Linked DNA regions of Mus musculus: all the other regions are linked to region 1. The links are chromatin loops, found by intact Hi-C in ENCODE. Cell type or tissue: left cerebral cortex. All regions are shown on one strand.

Region 1 (8,000 bases):
CAAACTATTACAGGCTAAGCAAGAGCCAAGCACCTCTCCAGAAGTATTTGTGTTTGAATATTTACAATAGGTCTTCACTGTCATTTCAAAGGGTCCACCTACCCCCTTTAATGTGTGTGTGTGTGTGTGTGTGGTCTGCATGCCTATGTATAAGTATGCTCACAAGTATGTTGGTGTATACTCATGAGCATGTGGGTGTGGAGGTCAGAGACTGACATCGGTTGTCTTCGATTTGATTATCAAGGCAAGGCCTCTCACTAAACCCAAAGGTTGGCAATTGGCCTAGTCCTGCCAGCCAGATTACCACAAGGATCCCGTCTCTGCCTCTCTGTAAGCCCACTAGCTTTTATGGGAGGTCTAGGGATTTGAACCCTGATCCTCAACCCAACACAGCATTAGCTTTATGCACTAAGCCATCTCCCAGTCCTTTACAGTCTTTCCCTTGAAGAAAAAATATCAGAATTTCACTTACAATTTCCACAGATAAGAAAAGGCTGCTCAGTTATAAGCCCACCCACCCCCACCCCAAACTGAAGCTACTCCTGTAGCATAACAAAGACATCCCAAAGCCTTTCTCCCCAGAGGCCATCAAGTCCTGAATCCCAACATTTAAGAGTCATTTCTTTGCATCAAACGTTGCCTTCCGCCTAAGACCTCTTTTCAAACCTAAAAGAGGTTACAATAATAAGTAAGATATAATAATTTTACAATAATAAGTAAGATATGATAAGTTTACAATAATAAGTAAGATATGATAAGTTTACAATAATAAGTAAGCCATGATAAGTTTACAATAATAAGTAAGCCATGATAAGTTTTTTGTCTGAGCTCTGTTTTCATGAGTACTTTATGACTCTATGGCCACTTGTAGGGTGGAGGATGTACCTGTGAGCACACACATTAGAATATTACACAATTTCTAAAGTCCACAAGATTCCTATTCTTTTTGTCCCCTTTGACTCCTTGCAAGATTGATTCTGATTGGAAGATTCTATAGAGGCCTTTGGCAGGGAGGAGGGTGGAATGTGCTGTCTCCAGGATGGAAGAAAGGGAAAACAGAAAAAAGGGTAAATTTAAATGAACACACATTTGTCTGTCCCTGTCATAAGGTATTTTATTTATTTAGACTTGTTCTATTTTTCATTTGTGTGTATATGTTTGTAATGCATGCCACATAAGTGTGGGTGTCCTCGGAGACCTGAAGAGGACATCAGACTCCTTGCAGCTAGAGTTTAGGGTGGTTGTGAGCTTCCTGTCTTGAGTGCTGGGTACCAAACTCCAGTTCTCTTCAGGAGAATTTTTAACCATGGAACCACCCCTCCGGCTACAATGAGGTGTTTTATAAGGTTCACTCTAGATATTTATTAAATAAGACACAAGATCAGTCAGGCAAAACATTTACTCATTACAAATATTATTTCATTTAATGATGATGGTGACACCAGGAGGGAGTGTTAGCTGATAAGGGAAACTGAAGTTTAGAGGGAGGAAATAGCTTGCTCAAGGTTATCTGTGCTGAGCCCCAAGCCCTGGGCTCTTCTTAGGCTAAGCATTCAGGCCAGTATCCACAGCCGCTACTGCCTTCTCCTGTGGTCTCTCTACTCCAAAAAGGGTCCAGTTTCCCTAAACCCATTGACCCGGCCCCTCCCCAACTCAGTGCCAGGTAAGAAGGCGACTCTTAGGAACCTGTCTCTAGGATTCCAGCCCTGTTGTGAGCAGCTTCTGGGGTAACTTGAAGCATCTCTTTTGAAGATGGCCTGTTCTTACCGGCCCCTGTCGACTCAGTCTCTTTGCTAGCAGCCATCAGTGAGAACTAGAAAATGCTTCATAGGCCAAACGCTCTTTGGGAGCAACTGTTTACAGTGCCTCAGATATTTCAAATTTTTTATTTGTTTTGTATATGTGTGGTGCAAGAGTGGAAGTCAGAGAGATAACTTTTTTTTAATTAATTTTTATTGAGATAAGACCTCACATGTAGACCAGGCTGGCCTGGAACTCACAAAGATCCACTTGCCTCTGTCTCTCTGGTGCTAGGATTAAAGGTGAGCACCACCACAACGAAGAGAGGACAACTTTTGAGAATTGGTTTTCACATTACACTTTGTCTGAGGCCCATTTTCCCTGGTCTCTGTTGCTGCATAGCATTCTCCAGGCTAGCCCACTTGTGACCAACACCCTGTCTCAGAAACCAGAAACAATGGGTCTGGAGAGATGGCTTAGTGGTTAAGAACACCGGCGGCTCTTGTAGACGACCTTAGTTAGGTTTCTGGTATACACACATAAGGCAGCTTCCAACAGCGTGTAACTCCAGCTCCAGGGCATCAGACATGTGGTGCACATAAATACATATACACACACAGTCATACACATAAAAGTCTTTTAAAAAAGGATTACAGTATATAAAATAATATTTTCTTTTGTTAGGACTAATGATTTATTCTGAGCCTTTCATGTGCTAGACGGGTGCTTTACCAACTTAACCATTAACTATAAAATACATTCTGAGACAGGGTTTTGTGTGTCCCAGACTGGCCTCAGCTCACTGTGCTGCTGAGGATAATGTTGAACCTCCAATTCTGCAGTCCCCACTAGAGTGCTGAGATTACAGGGATGCACCAACAGGCACACCCTGTTTATGCAGCGCTGAGGACCCAGCCCAGTGCTTCCTGTATACAAGGCAAGCACTCTACCTACCAACTGAGCTACATCCCTAGGTCCAGCCTGGACATTTATTTATAGCGACGTCTGGTTGTCTTTATAACACTGGTGTGTTTTGTTTTACATCTTTAAAAACATGATACGAGGCAGAAATCTGTAGGCTTCACCAATACTGCTGGATGGGAAGGAAAACCAAGTTTAAATATTCTGCCTGGAGGAGGTCACTGTAGCTTTTTGGGTTTTCACCCAGGGAGTGACAGTCCTTTGGAATGGGTGACAACAGTTCATTAGCAAGATGAAGGACACCAGAGGAATGAGAGACTCCTGGGAAGATTACAGTTTTGTGATTTGGGGCCTTGTTTTCTATGCCCCATTCCTTCCTGCTGTGGTGTAGAACCTGTTGCCTTCTGGAGTTCAGTGACAATGGCCACATGCCTCTCCCCCTCTGGAGAACCCTCTGCTAACATCTGTCTCTTCCTCCTCAGCCTATCTTCCCTGCCCTGCTGGTCCCCTGGCTTTACCCAGCAAGCCTCATTGAATCCCACATTCAAAGCCTGTGGCAGTTTCATCTGGCCCTAGTGCAGCCTTTCCCTAGAGATGCTATGATCCCAGAGACAATTGGCCACTTGTTCTCCAATGGGCAAAGGCCTGAGAACTGTTTGAGGAGGGGGTGGAAGAGGAGGAGGATGAAGGGGTGCCAAGAGGAAGGAGGAATTGATATTCCTGGAATTTCTGCCTCCTCTGCCAACATCCATGAAGAAGCCAGGCAATAAACAGAACTTGGCATACTCAGGACTTTGGCCCTGGAGTCCTGGGACACGTGAAAGCCTTTGAGCGGAGGTGGCTTCCATTGCCAGGATTTACAAGGAGGCCCCCTACTGTAGGAGAAAATGATCAGCCTTGAGGATCACAGCAAAGGGCCTGGGGCCACCAAGGCCACTGTGAGGTCAGCAAGTTCTGCATGGATGAACAGGAAGACCGGCGGGCATCTCCCAAGCCCTTGATTTTATTTTACTTGTGTGTGTGTGTGTGTGTGTGTGTGTGTGTGTGTGTGTGTGTGTGTGTGTGTGTGTGTGTGTGATGTGCAGAGGTTAGAAGATAGCTTCATAGACTTTGTTCTCTCCTTCCTCCCTTACGTAGGTCCTAGGGGTCAAACTCAGGTCATCAGGCTTGTGTGGCAAGTGCCTTTACCCCCTAAGCCATCTCTACCACCTGGCACACCACACACACACACACACACACACAGAGAGAGAGAGAGAGAGAGAGAGAGAGAGAGAGAGAGAGAGAGAGAGAGCACTTTTGATAGGCCCCATACATTTTTGCCTAAGCAAGTCCCGTCTACATTAAGGATGCTTCTTAAAACATGATAGCATGAATGTCCCCATAATGAAATTAACTTCACCCTCTTCAGACACTTTAGCTATTCTGTCTTTCTAGTTAGGTCTGGACTCGGGTACTGGTTCAGCCGGTAAAGTGCCATGCAAGCATTAGGATGTTAGTTTAATCCCCAAAACCCACATAAAAAAATCCAGGCAGACATGGTGACGTAGGTTTGTAATCTCAGTCCTGAGGATGCAGAGACAGGTGACTCCCCTGAGGCTCAATGACCAGCCAGCTTAGCTCAACTGGCAAGCCGCAGGCCAGCGAAAGACCTTGTCTAAAAAACAAGGCACCTGAAAAATGACCCCTGAGGGTGATGTCTGGCCTCCAGAGTATCGAGACCAATGACCACATTGCTGAAGTTGAGGAAGGCTGAGCGGAGCCAGGCCTGCTGTACCATAGACAGGATCTCTGAGGCCCAACCACCTAGGTGTTCTTGGTAGTTTTTTCCTTGTGGGGTTGGGGGTTGGGGTGGGAGTGGAGTGGGAATGGATTGGAAATAATCTTCTATGGCTCAATCCTGTGGAAGTCACCAATGCCTTCAAGTGAACCAACACTTCTGTAAGAAACCAACAGATGTGCTTTTGATATCATGGGGCCCAACCCTACCCACAGGTCTAAAACTGTCTTTGTCTAACTAGGGTTTAGTGGGAAACCAGCAAGTCTTTTGGGGCAAGTGCAGGCAGAGGGTACCTCCCCTCCCTCATTCCAGAGCATGCTTCTAACCTTTGTTTTTCATTCCCTAGGTACCTAGGCACTTCTGGACCCCTATCCTGGGATGACAAAATTGAGTCTGGGGCTCCCCTCCTTATGCTTGGTCCTCTATGAATAGTATATAAACTCTCTTTCCCCACATTGCTGGCTTTAGGGGTCAGCTCACTGCAGGGTGGGGATGAAAAGGAGTCTGGCTCAGTAACAAGATCTACACTGGAAACTTAGGCATTGAAACATTTTCTTCTAACTAATGGTTCTTCTGCGCTTGAAAATAGTGAACATTTTCATGGGCTCTTTAAGTATGGTGGGCTCTGGACATAGCTGCTGAAGTTAATGAGTGATTACCACCCCCACCCTTCTAAGATCAGTCTCTATCTCACAACGTCTCCCACGTCCATAAGGCCATATATCAACAGAGGAGTCTACTGACGTCGGGAGGACCCTGCTAAGGTAAACATCATCCACTGTCCTAGTCACCAGAAGAGAGATACCGTGATAACAAGGGGCAACAACATGACAGACTGAGAAGCACAAGCAGTTACAGACATGGCCCTGCAATGCTGGTGCTCCTGGCAATGGAGCCCGAGTTTGCCTACGTAGCAGAGGACTTAGCCCTCATTTCCAAAGATTCAAGTCCCACAGTCAAAAATAAGAGACTGTGGTATACCTCCAAGGAAAGAAAATCCTGCCATAAAGACAAGCAGAGGCTATGATCAAACAGACGCACCAGTGGACTCATTTAGGGGTAAGCAAGCTCAGCATCCAGACATTCTCCAAGACTACGTATCATGTACCAGGTTTAAAACGCCTCGTGGAGCAGGTGGTGCACAAGTGTGTACCCTGCCAAAGAGTCAATGTCTGCCACACCATGGTGAATCCAGGAAAAAGGTACCGGGAAGACAGACCTGACATCTACTGGGAAATAGACTTTACTGAGAAAAATATGTGTATGAATACCTTCTGGTTTTTGTGAACATTCTCAAGAAGGATAAAAGCTTTTCCCTGTAAAAATGAGACTGCTCAGATGGTCATCAAGAAGATTATTGAAGAAAATTTTCCAAGGTTTAGTGTGCCAGAAGCAATAGTGTCTGTCAGATAATGGCCCTGCCTTTGTTGCCCAGGTAAGTTAGGGTGTGGCCAAGTATTTGGAGGTCGAATGAAAATTACATTGTGTATACAGACCTCAGAGCTCAGAACAGGTAGAAAGGATAAACAGAACCCTAAAAGAGACCTTGACAAAATTAACCATGGAGACTGGCGCAGACTGAATGGTGCTCCTCCCCCTTGCCCTATTTAAAACCAGAAATACTTCCTCTTGATTCAGTCTTACTCTTTTTGAGATCCTTTATGGGGCTTCCATGCCCATCACTGTCTTCAAATGATGTGTTTGAACCCATATGTTGTTGTAATAATGATCTGTGTGCTAAGTTAAAAGGCTTGCAGGTGGTGCAGAAAGAAGTCTGCTCACAACTGGCTACAGCAAATGAGCCGGGCACCCCAAGGACATCTCACCACTTCCAGGTCGGAGATCTGATCTACGTGGACCTGCATCATGCTCAGACCCTCAAGCCTTGCTGGGAGGGTCCCTGCTTAGTCCTGTTTACTACCCCCTTTTATCCTGTTTTTGCTCTTAACCTTTGGCCCATGTATCCTTAATTGCTTATGTATATAGTACAAGTTTTGATGCTCAGACAACAATATCAGTAGCTGTAACAAAGTGAGATATCATTTCAGGATTGAAATGTACCAGGGGAAAAGGGGGGAATGTAATATCCAAAATGAATTCAAGACCACCCAATACCTTCCCCCTTTGAAAAGGACTTTCCAAACTGCACTAGCAGGCAAAGTACAGAGCCAGATAAGAAAGCTGACTGACGAAACAAATGTAAAAACATAGTTTTAGCAGTCAAAATGATTAAGCCTGCAGCTACCAAAACAATATTAGCTGTTCTCAGAGAAATAATCATAACAAGACTAGCAATTCTCTTGCCCCCCACCCCACACTGAATTCTGACAAAGACCACAAACCACCCTGACCTTGTTGTGAGAATTCCCCTGACGTTAATACCTGTGACATTAATAGCTGATCCATAAGTTCAAAATGTATTACTGCTTTGCTGGCCAAATCATAATAACCCACCACGGGGGGCAAGCAGAGTGAGTCACTAGGCCAAAGGGTTACTTAGTCACTATACAAACCAACCAGTGCCTGAAAGGGTTACTTGCTACACCAATGAAAACCCTGTTGCTCAAATCTGCCCCTTACAAAGGTATAAAAAGTGTGTTCTTCACTCCTCCACTGCTGGTGGGATTGCAAACTTGTACAACCACTCTGGAAGTCAGTCTGGAGGTTCCTCAGAAGATTGGACATAATGCCACCAGAAGATCCAGCAATACCTCTCCTGGGCATATACCCAGAAGAAGTTCCAACTGGTAGTAAGAACACCTACTCCACTATGTACTAGCAGCCTTATTTATAATAGCCAGAAGCTGGAAAGAACCCAGATGTCCAGAACAGAAGAATGGATACAGAAAATGTGGTACATTTACACAATGGAGTACTACTCAGCTATTAAAAACAATGGATTTATGAAATTCTTGGACAAATGGATGTCTATGGAGGATATCATCCTTAGTAAGGTAACCCAATCACAAAAGAAGTCATTAGATATGCACTCACTGATAAGTGGATATTAGCCCAGAAACTTAGAACACTCAAGATACAATTTGCAAAACACAAGAAAATCAAGAAGAGGGAAGACCAATGGGTAGATACTCCATTCCTCCTTAGAATAGGGAACAAAATACCCACGAAAGGAGTTACAGAGACAAAGTTTGGAGCTAAGATGAAAGGATGGACTATCCAGAGACTACCCAACCCGGGGATCCATCCCATAATCAGCCACCAAATCCAGACACTATTGCACAATGCCAGAAAGATTTTGCTGAAGGGACCCTGTTATAGCTGTCTTATATGAGGCTATGCCAGTGCCTGGCAAATACAGAAGTGGATGCTCACAGTCATCTATTGGATGAAACACAGGGCTCCCAAAGGAGAAGCTAGAGAAAGCACCCAGGGAGCTGAAGGCGTCTGCAACCCTATAGGTGCAACAACATTATGAACTAACCAGTACCTCCAGAGCTTGTGACTCTAGCTGCATATGTCGCAGAAGATGGCCTAGTCGGCCATCACTGGGAAGAGAGGCCCCTTGGTAATGCAAACTTTATATGCCCCAGTACAGGGGAAC
Region 2 (8,000 bases), 60 kb before region 1:
CTTCAGCCAGGGGTTCCCAGGGCTTGGGTATTTCTGATCCTTCCTCCATTGCTTCTTCATCAGGACCTTTCTAAGCCAGAGCCCAGAAAACCCCTAGTGTGATTTTGGGGTGTGTGTGTGTGTGTGTGTGTGTGTTTTACTCCTATAGTGTCAGATCCCCCTAGAGCTGGAGTTAGAAGGCAATGCAGAACCACTAACTGGGTGCTGGGAAGTGAACTTGTATCCTCTGGATGATCAGTATGTGCCTTATCCACAGAGCCAATTTTCCAGTCTGAAACCACTTTATATTTTGAGACAGGGTCTCTTACTGAACTAGGAGCTCATGGATTTGTCTGGACTTGCTGAGAATCAAGTCCTGTCTCTGCCTGCCCAGTACTGGGATGACAGATGCACATTGCTGAGTCAGGCTTTTTATGTGAGTACTGGGGAAGTGAACTAAGGTCCCTGCTTGGACGGCAACTGAGCTATCTGCACGAGTCCCCCACCCCCACCCCCACCCCCACCCTGTGAGTCTTGAGTTGTCATCACTGCTAAGCTGGGCTGGGATGCTGGTTCCAACTCACTGGCTTTACACACTCTATGGAGTGTGGCTGTGACTTGTGGGAAGATCACTGTCTCAGTGCACCCTTGCTTTGGAGCAGGTGAGTTGTGCCCGCCATGTAAAGTCAAATAACACAAGCTTGGAGTTCTCAGATGAGAACCTGGGCTCTCTGCCTCTCTGGAGCTGTGTGACTTTGAGCCTCAGTTCTTAGTTGAGGATAATAACAGCAGCCTCATACAGTATGGTGGGTGCTTAAGTGAGATGGTGTTCATAAACAATAGTGACTGGATGGAGTTGCTACCACAATTGTTGGAGACAGAGCCTAGGCCTCAGCAGCCCTAACAACCAAGGCTCAGCTCAGTTGTAAATCTCTTTCCAGAAGACAAGTTTCCTTCTGTTTGTATGGTGCCAACCTGTTCCTTCTTCCAACGTAAAGTTCCAATTTCTTGAGGACTGTTGTTTCAATAGTCAGATGCCTGGCAAGTATTTCTTTGAGATATCTTCACTCGTGCCAGCAAGGTAACATTCATGTTGGGGGTTGAATAAGAATGGCCTCCCATAGGCTTATAATTTGAATGTTTAATCATAGGGAGAGGCACTACTTAGAAGGATTGGGAGGTGTGACCTTGTTAGAGGAAGTGTGTCACTGGTGTGGGGGGGGGCAGCTTTTAGGTTTCTAAAGCCTCAGCCAGGTCCCATTCACTGTCTCTCTCTTCCTGCTGCCCGCAGATCTGGATATAAAATTCTCAGCTACTTTTCCAGCACCATGTCTGCCTAAGTGCTACCAAGCTCCCTGCCATGATGATAGTGGACTAAACCTCTGAAACTGTAAGCAAGCCCCAATTAAATGCTTTCCTTTATAAGTGTTACCCTGGTTGTGGTGTCTCCTCACAGCAATAGAACACTGACTAAGACAATCCGTAAGACAGTGAGGCATCTTTACATAAGCAGAAATGGCTATTAACATCACCTGCCTAGATAATCACAGACTCCAGACCTCCTAACACATTTAACAGAGAGCACAGAGGTCTGGAGAACTGGAAACAGATGGATCTTCAACATCCGAGGAAAAGACATTGGACAAGAATAATATCTGGTCTCAGCTTTGTTGCATCTAAGGACAGAGTTTTCGAGTTGGGGTAGCCGGTGCTTTTTGGCTCAAGTATACCCAAAAGGTGGTTCACTTTACAAGTTTTAGAATGTGTGTGTATTTATGTGTGCTACATGAGTTTATATGTAGCATGTGTTTGAAGGAGCCCTTGAAGGCCAGGAGAGGAAATCAGATCCCCTGGAACTAGAATTACAGGTAATTCTGAGCCACCATGTGGATGCTGGGAACAAAGCCTGGGTTCTCTGTAAAAGCAAGTGCTCTGAAACACTGAACAATCTCTCCAGCCCCATGCCTCACTGCTTCACATTTTAGTGTAGTTGTGGTAGGTGCTGGGCTGTCTCTGTACCTCAGAACCTTCTCCATAGCCCAGCAGACAGCCATTTGCTTGGGATAAGCACAGCAAATGTCTCAGACCATCATACAGGTTATCTACCAAAGACTCCTGAGCTGGTGGCTTGGTCCCTAGTGTAATTATGTTGAAGGTGATAGAATCGTTAAGAGGGAGTGTAAAGGTATATTTTATTCACCTGTTGTAATTGTTGCTTTGGAGGCTTACTGCCTCAGTCTGCTAACCTAGGCCTAGTCTTGGAAGCTTCTAGTCTCTGTATAATCTAATCTAGGCCTAGAATGTTTTCAGTCTCTGAGACTTACTGCTGAATAAGCTAACCCTTCTTTTTTTTTTTTTCTCCTCTGACTGGCTGGTTCAACTCAGTTGACCTTACTCAAACTCCTCCCCCCCCCCCCCCCGACTTATCCAGTCTGGCTTTTCTCTTGACCTCTGAATTGTTCTGCTTGACCTCAAACTAACTCTAGCAATCTTTCTAACTTTCTGGTTCCTTCCCATTCTTTTGCTCATTCTGTCTCTACCTATGTCTACCTTGTTCTCTCTTCAACCTGTCTCTGTAAAATTCTCCTGGTAAAACTGCCTCTTTCTCCCTCTCTGTGCTGCTCTGCTCTCCTTCTGAACTCTACTGAAATGTCTCCACATATACTACTGTGTTCTTGTACTATATTCTCTTCTTAGTGTGCTGCCTGTCTCTCCTGAAGTAGTTTCCCTTTCCTCTCTCTTCTCTTGAGAGTTGGGCATATCCTAGTCTGTCAAATCTTTCTCTGATTCATCACTTTGTCTGCCACTCGATTAGACATCACTTTCAAATATGGGTGTTTCCTTTTACAAACTAATTTTACCTTCATTGTTTGGGATTAAAGATGCATACTAAAGGCTGAACCACACCCTAACTATAAACAGATTCAAATATCCTATAACAGTAGAGTCTAGTAAAGGTTATTGGGCCTTTGAGAGCACCATCCTGGGAAGGAATTCAAGCCTGTTTTGTGAGTGTGTAGTGGTTATCCCAATGGCAGACTGTTAAAAAATCAAATTCAGTCCCAGCACTTGGGAGGCAGAGGCAGGTGGATTTCTGAGTTCCAGGCCATCCTGGTCTACAGAGTTAGTTCCAGGTCAGCCAGGGCTATACAGAGAAACCCTGTCTCAAAAAAACAAAACAAAACAAAACAAAAAATCAAATTCAGGGGCTGGAGAGATGGCTCAGTGGGTAAGAGCACTGACTGCTCTTCCAAAGGTCCTGAGTTCAAATCCCAGCAATCACATGGTGGCTCACAAACATCCGTAATGAGATCTGACACCCTCTTCTGGAGTGTCTGAAGACAGCTACAGTGTACTTACATATAATAAATAAATAAATCTTTTAAAAAAAAATCAAATTCAGGGTCTGAGGATATAGCTCAATTGGTTGAGTCCTTGGCTAAAATGCATAAAGCCCTGGGTTCAATGCAGGCATCCTTTAAACTGCAAGGTAGCAAGCATATGGGCAAAAGGTAGAGGCAGGAGAATAGGTAGGTCAGGGTGACCCTTGGCTCAATGGTGGTTCAAGACCAACCTTATTTCAAAAAAAAAAAAAAATTAAGTTCAGCTTTCTTGGCTTGCTCTCATTTTCCCTTGGTGTGCTCTCTCTCTCTCTCTCTCTCTCTCTCTCTCTCTCTCTCCCTCTCTCTCTCTCCCTCTCTCCCTCTCCCCCTCTCCCTCTCTCTCTCTCCACCTCCTTCTCATGTGATGCTATCCACCTTGAAGCCCTCACCAGAAGAAGCCCATTCCATTACTATGCCCTGAGATCCCCATCACTGAGGTGAGCAAGCCTCTTTTCTTTATAAAGTACTCCATCTCAGGCATTTTGTGTAGCAAAACAAACAGATTGTTGTTGTAGCAACACACACTCACTACAACAGCTGTCATTTATTTCCTCATAAGTCTGCAATTTATAGGATGGCTGGCTATGTACTTTGAAATGTTGCCTAGGGCTGGGGTGTTTAAGATGTTGTCTAATTTGTCCATGTGGTCACATGATTGGAGTTGGGCTTCTTTATTGCTTGGGTCTCAAGGTACTTGGATTTCTTAGATTGCGATCTTCCCCCAGAGGACAGAAGCATCAGGTCTTCCTATTATATGTCCAAAGGAACAGAAATCACCTCTCTGTTTATAGACCAAAATAGCTAGGTGGGCTGTTCAGTTTTAGACCTCCTCTCCCCAGAACTGCGAAACAAGCAAACACATAAAAATTAGCCACATTTAAGGGGGCTTCTTTTGTTGATGGACGTAGCCAGTTCTCATTGCTAACAAGTCAGCAGGGGGGGCGATGCTTATCTGAGGCATCTGGCCGGTACAGGGTGTTCCACCCATCGTGTGTGAGGAAGGTAAGGGACAGTTTCCCTGGGGCCCTTCTCAAGCACTGGAAGTAGGCACTGTCCTTCAGAGAAACCTGCCTGTGGGCAATGTCTGACTATGGCTTCACACAAGTGCCCTAGCAGGATGGAGCTCTGGCTTCACCCAGCATGACTGGATCAAAAGTACAACTCCAGGCTGGGAAGATGGCTTGACAGTTAAGAGCTCTTGGGGCAGGCGGGGGGGGGGGGGGGGGGGAGTCCTGAATTCTGTTTCTAGCACCACGTTGGGTAGTTCACAATCGCCTGCAACTCCAGCTCCAGGGGCTCTGACAATGTCTTCTGGCTTCAGCCATCCACACACATGTGGTACACACATACACATTTGCTCGCTCCCTCGATCGCTCACTCTGCCCCCTCTCTCACACACACATATACAGAGAGAGGGGAGAGAGAGGGAGGAAGAAGGAGAGAGAGGGAAAGAGAGGGAGGGGGGAGAGAGAGAGAGAGCACTAGAAACTTAAAATAATGTTTTAGAAGTAAATCTCTGCTGCCCCTTCTCTTTTCTCCATCATCACCCCCCACCTCCATGTCTGCTACTTCTGACCTTGCCCGAGGCCTTGCTCTTCTAGGCCCCAAACCAAAGTACCAGATTTCCTAACTTGTAAAAAGCCCTTCAGTTGGGCTATAAAACACTACACCTGTTTGCTTCAATTTGTTGAGCAATCTCCACATAGCAAAGGGTGTGAAAGGGCTTTGTAAACCAAGAGACCAGTACAGTTGTGTGGGGCTAACGACGGAAGAGATACTCCAGCCTGAAAAGATGGCCGGAAAGGAAGAATTTGGGGGCCATGGGAACTCTGTTTCGAATCATCTGGAAACACAGAGAGGTAAAGATGCGGAGATGTATAAAAGAGGTTTGCAGTAACAATGCTCTCAGGTGGGAGAAATCAGGTATGCTGTGTCCTGGCCCTGCCCTCTAGACTCAGATGACTTGGCATAAGATGAGGTGACTCATCAGGCCACCTCAGTCTGCCACAAGGTCCCTCAAGTTCATCCACCTGGCTTTGTTGGAACTCGCCCTCGTGGAACAAGATTTGATCCTGGTCTGGCCTCTGCTTCAGGAACAGAGGGACAGAACTGCCAATGAGAAGTATGGGATCCGGGGCGTGGGGGGGGGGGGCATTCACCCTGCAGTTTTCAAATATCAGAAAGCAGAGACCATCCACATGTATTTAAGCCCTGGTGGGAATACACACATGACTAACCCAGTCTTCAGTACCACCAGCGAGTGCTTCTCTGCCGGGAAGAGGGCATAAGAGTGGGAGACAGGGAACTTGAACAGGTCACAGCAGTTTGAACAGAGGTGGTTTCCTGAGGGGGACGGTGCCACACAGGGAAAGGTACCCAGCCTAGACTCGGAGAGGGCTGGCTGGTGGCTATGGAAAGGTGATAGCAGGTGGCCCCTGGGAAAGTAAAGGCACGTGATGGAGTGGATCCTAGATAGCAGGAACACTGTGGAGACTCATAGACTAGCACCTGGGGCCAGCAAGACAGCTCAGCAGGTAAAGGCACTTGCTCTCAATCCTGATTCCCTGTGTTTGATCCCCAAAACACACATGACAAAGGATGTCTGTGTCCCCTAGGTTGTCTTCTGACTTTGGCAAGGACAGAGTGGTCCCCACCCCCTCACCAAATAAGTGGGTTAGTTAGTTTGTTTGTTTGTTTGTTTGTCTGTTTGAAGCAGGAACTTGTTATTCAAACATGGAGAGCAGATGGGCAGAGCTGAGACCAAACTTCAGGTGCCCCCACCCCCACCCCGCGCCCCAAAGAGAGGTTGTCTTTGCTGGAGACCTCTCCCAGAGCAATCTGCCTAACTTGCCCACTGTCTTCCCACATGGTAGCCTTGGCTTCAGAAACTTCCCAAGCAACCCTGCCCCTGCCAAGCCCATTCTAGGATGAGGTGACACCCAAGCAGGCTTATGTTTGTTTGTTTGTTTGTTTAGTCCTCCTGAACAATGGTGATTCTTCTGGGGTCTCACAAGAAGGTAGAGAGGTGGCACACGCCTTTAATCCCAGCACTTGGGAGGCAGAGGCAGGTGGATTTCTGAGTTCAAGGCCAGCCTGGTCTACAAAGTGAGTTCCAGGACAGCCAGGGCTATACAGAGAAACCCTGTCTTGAAAAACCAAAAAAAAAAAAAAAAAAAAAAAAAAAAGAAGAAGAAGAAGAAGGAGGAGGAGGAGGAGGAGGAGGAGGAGGAGGTGGTGGTAGAGAGGCAGCTGGGATAGAGTATACGTGTTGGTTTCTCCATATCTGGTCTCCCTCCCCCTCAGATTACAGACTCTTTGAAGGTCAGAGCCTCCGCCACCTCCAACAGACTTTGGGGTGTCTTCCCTATCAGATTCATAACTGCCAGAGGGCAGTGTGAGGGACAGGAACACAAGTCTGAGCAGGTGTTTTCTGCCACCTCATAGCTGTTTGAACTTGGGGAAAATTGCTCTCTTCTGCTTCTTCATTTGTAAGATGAAGTTAATAACACGTTAGGATTAAAAGGCATAGATAAAAGAGAGCTTAAGGCTTTTTAACACAGTGCATGCTGGTTAATGCAAAAAATCACAGCCCCACAGTGCAGAGAAAAAGTGCTCTGTAGTGCTCAGCCACAAAGGAGACAGCTATAGCATAACCCCTCCCCCAAGGCTCAGGGAACATCACGGAAGAGGGGGCAGAAAGACTGTACGAGCTGGAGGTCAGGGAGAACGGGGCAAGCGACATCTTTTGGATGAACACTACAGGGCCAGCACACTCATGAACTCAACCACAGCACAAGATCAATCCAGCCAACCTTCCAGCACGGGTGGGGATGGGCTCACCAGCCCCCAGCCCAAACTAAGGAGCTGTTGACAAGTGGTCACTAAAAAGGAGGCAGAGTCCGTTTTCTTTAAAGGTGTGGCCCCGGTAGGTCTGTCTTGCTCCAATGCTCCCCTCCCCCCATTTGTACAAATTGGACTTAATGGGTTGTTTTTAAAAAATGAGGCTATGAAGTTGGGAGAGGAGGTGGGGGTGTGGAATAGATCTGGGAAGAATTAGGGGTAGGAAGAGGGGGGAAATATAATCAAAATTGTTAAATGCATGCATGGGATTCCCAAAGAATTAATAAAATAATATTTCTTGTTTTGTTTCGTTTTTGTTTTGAAGTCCCAGGAGCTAGAGAAGGCTCAGCAGTTAAGGGCATATACTGCTCTTGTGGCGTTCCCAGCACACACATCAGGCAGCTCAAAGTCACCTGTAACTCCAGCTCCAAGAGACGTGATACTCTCTTCTGGCCTTCTCAAGTACCTGCACACATATGTGCATACCCACATACACATAATTTAAAATTAGAAAAGAAATCTTGGGGGGTATCAATACCCATCACCCACCTACACTAGGACAGACACCATTTTTGCTCCCTGGATGCAGGGCCATTTGTCAGTCCCACACCTAGCTGCACCAGAAGTGCCTACACCTAACCTAGCGCACAGCAGGTGACCAGTTAACAGTGGCGGCAGAGAGTGCAATGATACTGAGGGAGAGTAGGGAGCTATCTCAGGCCAGGGCTGGAAGGCTGGCTTCTGGAGGCAGCAGAACCTAGAGGCTGCTGGGAGGACCAGCACCATGGACTTCCATTG
Region 3 (8,000 bases), 75 kb before region 1:
CAGGCTTGTAATCCCAACACTGGGAAGGTAAAGATGGCCTAGCCTAGTTGGTGCCCTCCTGGCTCCAAAACCAAGCAGAGTGAGCAGTTCCTGAGATTGTCCCTTACATCCCTAAAGGGAAAGATAACTGGGAAAGAATGGGCTGCTCCCTGAGGACTCGCAGAATTCAAGTTTATCCCTGGGCTCAACTTTACACTTCAGGGCAAAACATCGGGACTATTCCCCAGGCATTGGCAGGGATGCTGCAGAAAACATGGGAAAGAGGGCTCATCACACACCCGTGGAAGGGATGTACTCTGAGTGCTACGGCTTAAATAGGCCTCATTCCCAGGAGGGGCAGATCCTTAGAGAGCCCCAGTCTGTGGGAGACATGACCCGTCATTGGGGACCTCTGTTCAAAGGGCAGGGCAGACAGTTTGGGGCAAAGAAGATAGATGTCTTATTTCTGTGGGTCTCTGCAGGGTGCCCTGCTGTGTCCTTAACCTTGCCCTCTGCCTTTCTGTCTCAGTCTGTCTGTCTGTCTTGTCCTCCCAAGCATATGCACTGACAGAAATGGAAACATCTACACATCCACACCCAAAAGTCTCTCTTTTGTTTTTCCGTCCTTTCCCTTCCTAGGGATTACAAGTCAGACCTCACACACACCAAGCTGCCTCCCCAGATCCCTTTTCTTCATTTTCCATTTTGAAACAGGGTGTTGATCTTGGACCTTCAAACCCTCCTGTCCGGGCTTCCCAGGTGCTGGGATCACTGGTGGATGTCACCAGGCCTGGCTAAAAGAAAAGCATCTATGTGTCGATGATGCACTAATATCTTAGTCTTAATTAGTGCCAAAGGGCGCAGACTCCCAGTTCCAAGAACTCTGGAGAGCCTGACTTGGCAGTAAATCAGAGTCGGTAAAGCCTTGAACTCATATTGCTGAGGGTGAGGCTCCAGTCCTTAATTGAACTCAGGGGCTTTGAACTGAAGTGCACCCTCTCTGCCTCTGGGAGCTGGCAACCCTCAGGAACTGGTTCTGGTCTATAGTCTGGTCTGCAGAAAGAGGGATGGCGTGCAAGCTCCGCCTTGCAGTCATTTCCTCCCGGACTCACAGGCTCTGATTCTTGGCCTGGCTGCTAAGGAAAACAAGGCTAGAAGGGAGCATGCGTGTAGGCTGCAGACACTGGAGGGACCCGTGACGGTGACTTAGGAGAACCAGAGCTGACCAGCCGGATGTCTAACCACCCACAGGGAGGCTAGACTGAGAAGCAGGGAGCAGGGAGAGCTAGGTGTCATTCAGGAATTTGCAAATCGCCCTTGGCTGGCCCTCTGTGCAGGGGAGGTCAAGAGCCTGAGCATGGAGGCTGGAGAGATGGCTCAATGGTTAAGAGCACTGGCTGCTCTTCCAGAGTACAGGGGTTCAGTTCCCAGCAACAACATGGCAGCTCACAACTCTGGCTCCAGGGGATCTGACACTGTCATACAATGTGAAAGCAGGCAAAATCATGCATGTAAAATAAAGTTAAATTATATATATACACACATATACATATATATGCATATATACATATACATACATATATATATATATATATATATAGAGAGAGAGAGAGAGAGAGAGAGAGAGAGAGAGAGAGAGAGAGACTATGAGCATGAGGGGACCCCAAATGTGGTTCCGATCCCATTTCAAACTTTTAAACTTTTAAACATTTAAACTTGCATGAACCTAGTCACTTCCTGTCTCAGGAAAAGGGACACCAACTGTTGGTAACCATAGAAATCAGAGGCTGTGTTCTGGAATTTACCCTATGCAGTGAGACGTGAAGGAAAGAGACAACTCCAGGGTGCCAACTTCTTCCCTGCAGTCCAGGGAACCAAACACGTGTAACCATAGAAGTTCAGAGTGGCAGGAGCACTTGTCCCCAGTAAGTGACAGTTATCTTGTGCTTGCAGAGCTGCCTTGCCCTGACTGGCCAGCTTAGCTTGTGCCATGAGGACTTCTGGGCCACAGTTCTCCACTCTGTTGCAGGCGAGCCTGTCAAAGAAGAGAACTGGGTGCTGATGATAGTAGAGCCACCCCACCTTCCTGGGAAGTCAATGGTGTGGGTCTGGCTTTGCTTGGGAGACCTGCTTGCATTGTTCTCACCAGCCACGGACGTGGGGCCAAGTGATTAAGAGTCATACTGTAACTGTGGCGCAGGTAGCTCTGGCCTGTCCATTGGCTGGGAGCCTCTTGCCTTGGCTTTTCCCATGCCTGGATTACGGTTAGGCCAGACTTCCTGTGCAGGTCTGGCCAGTCCTAAGCCTGAGGGAACAAGAGGAAGTGTGTGAGCCCTGGGGCTACTCTACACATCTGAGGGGCCAGCCAGGTGCTTATTCAGTGAGGGAGACCTGGGAGAAAGGAAGAGAGAGGGATGAGGTTTCTGCTACCTTCTCCTTCTCCTTCTCCTTCTCCTTCTCCTTCTCCTTCTCCTTCTCCTTCTCCTTCTCCTTCTCCTTCTCCTTCTCCTCCTCCTCCTCCTCCTCCTCCTCCTCCTCCTCCTCCTCCTCCTTCTCCTTCTCCTTCTCCCCCTCTTCCTCCTCCTGCTCCTCCTTCTCCTTCTCCTCCTGCTCCTCCTGCTCCTCCTGCTCCTTCTCCTTCTCCTCCTCCTCCTCCTCCTCCTCCTGCTCCTCCTCCTCCTCCTCCTGCTCCTTCTCCTCCTCCTCCTCCCCCTCCTCCTCCTCCTCCCCCTCCTCCTCCTGCTCCTCCTCCTCCTCCTGCTCCTCCTCCTCCTCCTCCTTCTCCCCCTCTTCCTCCTCCTCCTCCTCCTCCTTCTCCTCCTCCTTCTTCTTCTTTTTCTCCTTCTCCCCCTCCTCCTCCTCCTCCTCCTCCTCCTCCCCCTCTTCCTCCTCCTTCTCCCCCTCTTCCTCCTCCTCCTCTTCCTCCTCCTCCTTCTCCTTCTAGAGCTAGATGACCACTCAGAGCACTGAAGAATTCTCAGGAGACACAAGGGCCTACGTTGACATCCACATCAAGGACCTATGATCACACACATACACACACACACACACTCACACACACACACAGCACCATACAACCAGAAGGACTCTGCTGTACAAAAGCCTAAAGCCTACATTCATTTTTCTGTAGTCTGGGAGCAGACATTTCTGATATAATCTTTGTATGTGTATTAAATATACATTTATATATAGTAAATAATATACTGTATATGGTAAATGCAAAGTCTCAGTCTCTCCTTATATATTATATATTATACAATATATATGTGATATATATAATATTTTATAATAGAGAGACTGAGATTTTATATTTTAAAGTTAATTAACCTGGAAAAGCACTTACTTAAAACATGGCTCTGATCCAAAAGTGTTCTAGCTGCCACTGTCACCAGATGGAGAGCTAGCCTGGGGAGGAAGAGTGGTCCTGGGGAGAGGTGCCCTGGATTCAGTTGCCAGGGTGTGGTGTGGAATGTCAGTTGGACAGGTGAGACCTGGGTCTCAGATAGTGTCCTGGGAGGCTGAAGGAACAAAACACCGTTTCCCTAAACTAAGGGCCAGGCTCTGGAGCCCCAGCTAGGGACCAAGCTCAGAAAGGTTGTGGATAGAATGTTCTAGATAAAGACAATCCGAGGCCCTTGCTGGCCACTGGAAAGTTTGGTTTAGTGGATGCATTAGTTGCTTTTCTCATTGCTGTAAACAAATACCTGACAAGAAAGGAGGAAGGGTCTTATTTTGGCTTATGGTTTGTGGGAATACAGTCTATCATGGAGGGGAAGACATGGTGGCAGAAGGCTCTGTGATGGCGGGAGTGTAGAATAGGGCTTCTCATCTCCTCACATCTTGGTGGACTGTGAACATTCTCAGAGAGGTGTAAATGAGACAGCCCTGAACATGGGCAGGACCATCCTCCTGCCTAGGCTCCCAGACTAAATAAAAAGGAGAGAGTGAGCTGGGTACTCACATTCATCTCTCTGCTCTCTCACCATGGATGCTGTGATCAGTTCCACATGCCTTCCAGCCATGATAGATGATTCTCCTTCAAACCACAAGCCAAAATAATTCTCTTCTATCCTTAGGTGACTTTTTTCAGGCATTTGTCATAGTAACAGGAAAAGCAACTGGTACGTACTGGTACATAGAGGTTTAGGAGGAGAGCACCTCATTTAACTCTCATGTGAAAGTCTGAGCTGTTGGGTGGTTGCAAGACAACTCAGTGGAGGAGCCAGGGACCTTCTAATTTGTGCTGATGTCATAACACAAAGCTTCTGTTTCCTACAGTCCAAGCTCTTGCCATCACACTTGTACCCTTTCTCTCTAAAGACATAATCCATAAGGTGTACATGTCACTACCATTCCTATCCCATTGGCCAAAATGGCCTCATGTGGTCATACCTAGCTGCAAGAGAGCCTGGGAAATGTAACTTAAAATTCAATTATTATTATTATTATTATTATTATTATCTAAGAAAAGGAGCTTGAGGGGTTGGGTACACATAGCTCAATGGTAGAGTGCTGGCTTAGCATGTGTAACGCCTTGCCTTCCACCCCCAGTACTGAAGCAAAAGGGGGGAATCTTGGCTACTTGGGGAGCAAAAGGTAGTTTCTGCCACATGGGGTGACTCAAGGTCTGAAAGTAGAGTTGGAGCCGGGTCTCTCCATAGTCCCTTCCTTGGCCTTGGGCTGCTCTGGCTTCCTTCACCAACTTCATCAGAGCCAGGCGCTCCTGTCTACCCTAGTCCTGCTGACCTCAGGAAGTGGACTCGGCCTGTAGAGGTCTTGGTAATACAGGGTTGCAGTGATGGAAGACAAGCCTGGCACTGGCTTTCTCTCCTGCGCTCCATACTGAGTTCCGGAAGCTTCCTGGCTAAGGACTGAAGCGTGTTCCCACTCACACTGTTGGAGTTCTCTCCTTCTGCGGCTCCTCTGTTCCCTCACAGTGGGAGAGGCAAGTGTAAGGTGGGTGGAGGGCCGGCTGTGTACTCATTCCCTGAACCAAGGCCAGTCAGGTGAACAGTTAACAGCAGTAGCTGAAGTGGCTTGGGAACTCTTTCCCACCGGATAGTCTGATCTTGCAAAGGCCAAAACCAACAGCCGCCGATTGCGGAGGCTGTGGTCCGCCCACTGTCTGGGTTGCTACCCGAGGCTGCACGCAGTGGTTCCATTCGGAGCCTCTGTTCTCCACTCTGGTTATCTCTGAGGATTAGGGATGTGGGTGAACCAGGGGTTACAGGAGAGCAACATTTCTCAATCTGCTCGCTATTGACACTTGGGGCTGGGGACTCTCTCTTATAAGGGACTGTTCTGGGCCCTCTTCCTACCACATGACAGTAGTGCCTACTCTAGCCCCAAGGCAGCAGATATCATCACGGGAGGGACTCACGGGAATCCATACCTGGGGTCCGGGGACACAGTATCATGTACTCAGCCCCCGATGATTGTACAGCCATTGGGAGAATCGATGAGCTAGCACTGGCTAGCCTGGGCAACAGAGGCCATCTCAGAATTCTAGTGTTGGGGACAAAATCAAGACTCTGGAATGCCCACTCCTTTAGCAGCTAAGTAACAACAGTAGCTTTGAAAGAGTCAGTCCTAAAATAGACATTAGCATGCCAGGTCCCACCCCACCCCACCCCCATCCCGGGCTTCTCCCAACTCTCCTGGTGCGGCACTTTGCTGGGTAGAAAGGAATGAGTGTGGGGCCTCCACAACATCTCTCCAAGCTTCCTGCCTGCTACAGAGGCCAGCTGTTACTGAAGAGGAAGTGGCTGTTTTCTCCTGAGACCCTTCGAGACCACAAGCCACGCCCACCAGGCAAAATTGAAATTGTAGGGGGTGTAGAATTTCATAGCTGTGATGCACACCTCAGAGAAACATGTTTTTAATTTTCTGTTTTTAATGAGGTGCTGGGGATAGAGCCCAAAGCGTTGCACAAGCTAGGGTATCCCTCTACATTGAGCTACTTCCCCAACCTAAAAGTGTACCCCCTCTCTCTCCCTTTTTCGCTAAAAGCAATATTTTATTAGGGGCTAGAGAGATGGCTCAGCAGTGAAGAGCACTTATTTCTCTTGAAGAGAACCCAGGTTCAGTTCCCAACACTCACATGGCACACACAACCACCTATTAACTCCAGTTCTAGGGCATCCAGTGCCCTCTTCTGGCCTCTGAAGGCACTGGGCACACAAGTGGATATATGCAAGCAAAACACCTATACACATAAAATAAAACTTCAGAAGAAATGTTAAACTTTATTTCTGTGTGATTAATAGATAAAGCAAAGAAACAATAGCAAGGTTACAATAGATTTAATAAAGACCAAGGTACCTGCCCAACCAAATGAGGCCAGGTAAGATCCTGCAGACACCGCTAGGGGATGTTGAATAGAGGAAGGGTGTTAAAGATATTAGTTATGAATTTTTACAGGTGTGGCAACAATCGTATCGTTATGTAGTAGGGTGTCCTTAGTGTTAGGATCTGCAAACTGAAGGATTTGGGGGGGAGGTGCAGGGGGACTTTCAGGGTGTACTTACACCTGGATGCATTGGAACACTCTGTGATTTTGAGGTCAGACTGGTCTCCCCAGTCCTTTACGGTTAATTTAATCTGTTTCCATTTATCTCATACAGCAACTAATTTTTTTTTAATGTGCATTGGTGTTTTGCCTATTGGTGCATATATCTGCAAGAGGGTGTTGGATCCCCTGAAACTGTGAACTGCCATATGGGAGCTGGGGATTTAATCTGGCTGAGCTACAAGTGCTCTTAACTACAGAGCCATCTCTCCAGCTCCCCAGAATTTTTTTTAAAGATTTATTTATTTCATTTATGTGATTATACTGTTGCTGTCTTCAGACACACCAGAAGAGGGCATTGGATCCCATTACAGATGGTTGTGAACCATCATGTGGTTGCTGGAAATTGAACTCAGGACATCTGGAAGAGCAATCAGTGCTCTTAACCGATGAGCCATCTCTCCAGCCCCCCAGAATTTTTTAACTAAGGACCAGGGTGTGGCTGATTGGTAGCACTTTTGCCTAGAATGCAAGAAGTCCCAAACTCAACTTCCATCAAAACATAATACGACTTTGACAAAAGGAACTAAAACCATCCAGTGGAAAAAAAGATAGCATTTTCAACAAGTAGTGCTGGTTCAACTGGTGGTCGAAATGTAGAAGAATGCACATCAATGCATTCTTATCTCCCTATACAAAGCTCAAGTCCAAGTGAATCAAGGAACTCCACATAAAACCAGACACAATGAATCTAATAGAAGAGAAAGTGGGGAAAAGCTTCAAACACATGGGCACAGGGGAAATTTCCTGAACAGAACAGATTTATGCTCTAAGATCAAGAATCGACAAATGCGACCTCATAAAACTGCAAAGCTTCGGTAAGGCAAAGGACACTGTCAATAGGACAAAATGGCAGCCAACAGATTGGAAAAAGATCTTTACCAATCCTAAGTCTGATAGAGGGCTAATATCCAATATATTCAAAGAACTCAAGAAGTTAGACTTCAGAGAACCAAATAACCCTATAAAAAATAGGGAACAGAGCTAAACAGAAAATTCTCAACTGAGGAAACTCGAATGGCTGAGAAGCACCTAAAGAAATGTTCAACATCCTTAGTCGTCAGGGAAATGCAAATCAAAAAACGACCCTGAGATTCTACCTTACACCAGTCAGAATGGCTAAAATCAAAAACTCAGGTGACCGCAGATGCTGGTGAGGATGTAGAGAAAGAGGAACACTCCTCCATTGCTGGTGGGATTGCAAGCTGGTATAACACTTCTGGAAATCAGTTTGGTGGTTCCTCAGGAAATCGGACAAAGTACTACCTGAGGATCCAGCTATACCACTCCAGGACATATGCCCAGAAGATGCTCCAATGTGTAATAAGGACACATGCTCCACTATGTTCATAGCAGCCATATTTATAATAGCCAGAAGCTAGAAACAACCCAAATGTTCCTCAACAGAGGAATAGATATAGAAAATGTGGTACATTTACACAATGAAGTACTG

Evidence for each region. Peaks named below come from ENCODE experiments on the same cell type or tissue, not always from the same donor. Only the 100,000 strongest peaks of a DNase experiment are listed, where the experiment ranks them.
Region 2: a loop joins it to region 1, with 1.9 times the contacts of the local background. A loop is called at or near these places in 6 of 42 quality-filtered maps.
Region 3: a loop joins it to region 1, with 2.2 times the contacts of the local background. A loop is called at or near these places in 7 of 42 quality-filtered maps.

What each region holds. Positions count from the first base shown.
Region 1 is chr14:20,190,044-20,198,043 of GRCm38, forward strand. No RefSeq gene overlaps it. Among named protein-coding and RNA genes, the nearest start is that of Kcnk5, 12 kb to the left of the region's middle. In left cerebral cortex, no CTCF peak of the experiment used is centred here; a DNase peak (open chromatin) is centred at 3,317.
Region 2 is chr14:20,130,116-20,138,115 of GRCm38, forward strand. Gm41104 (a long non-coding RNA gene) reads left to right here. Exons shown (of 3, transcript XR_874391.2): 2 at 299-415; 3 at 921-1,049. Gm52125 (a long non-coding RNA gene) reads left to right here and starts at 7,688. Exons shown (of 3, transcript XR_003951161.1): 1 at 7,688-8,000. In left cerebral cortex, no CTCF peak of the experiment used is centred here; no DNase peak of the experiment used is centred here.
Region 3 is chr14:20,115,321-20,123,320 of GRCm38, forward strand. No RefSeq gene overlaps it. Among named protein-coding and RNA genes, the nearest start is that of Gm41104, 11 kb to the right of the region's middle. In left cerebral cortex, no CTCF peak of the experiment used is centred here; a DNase peak (open chromatin) is centred at 4,939.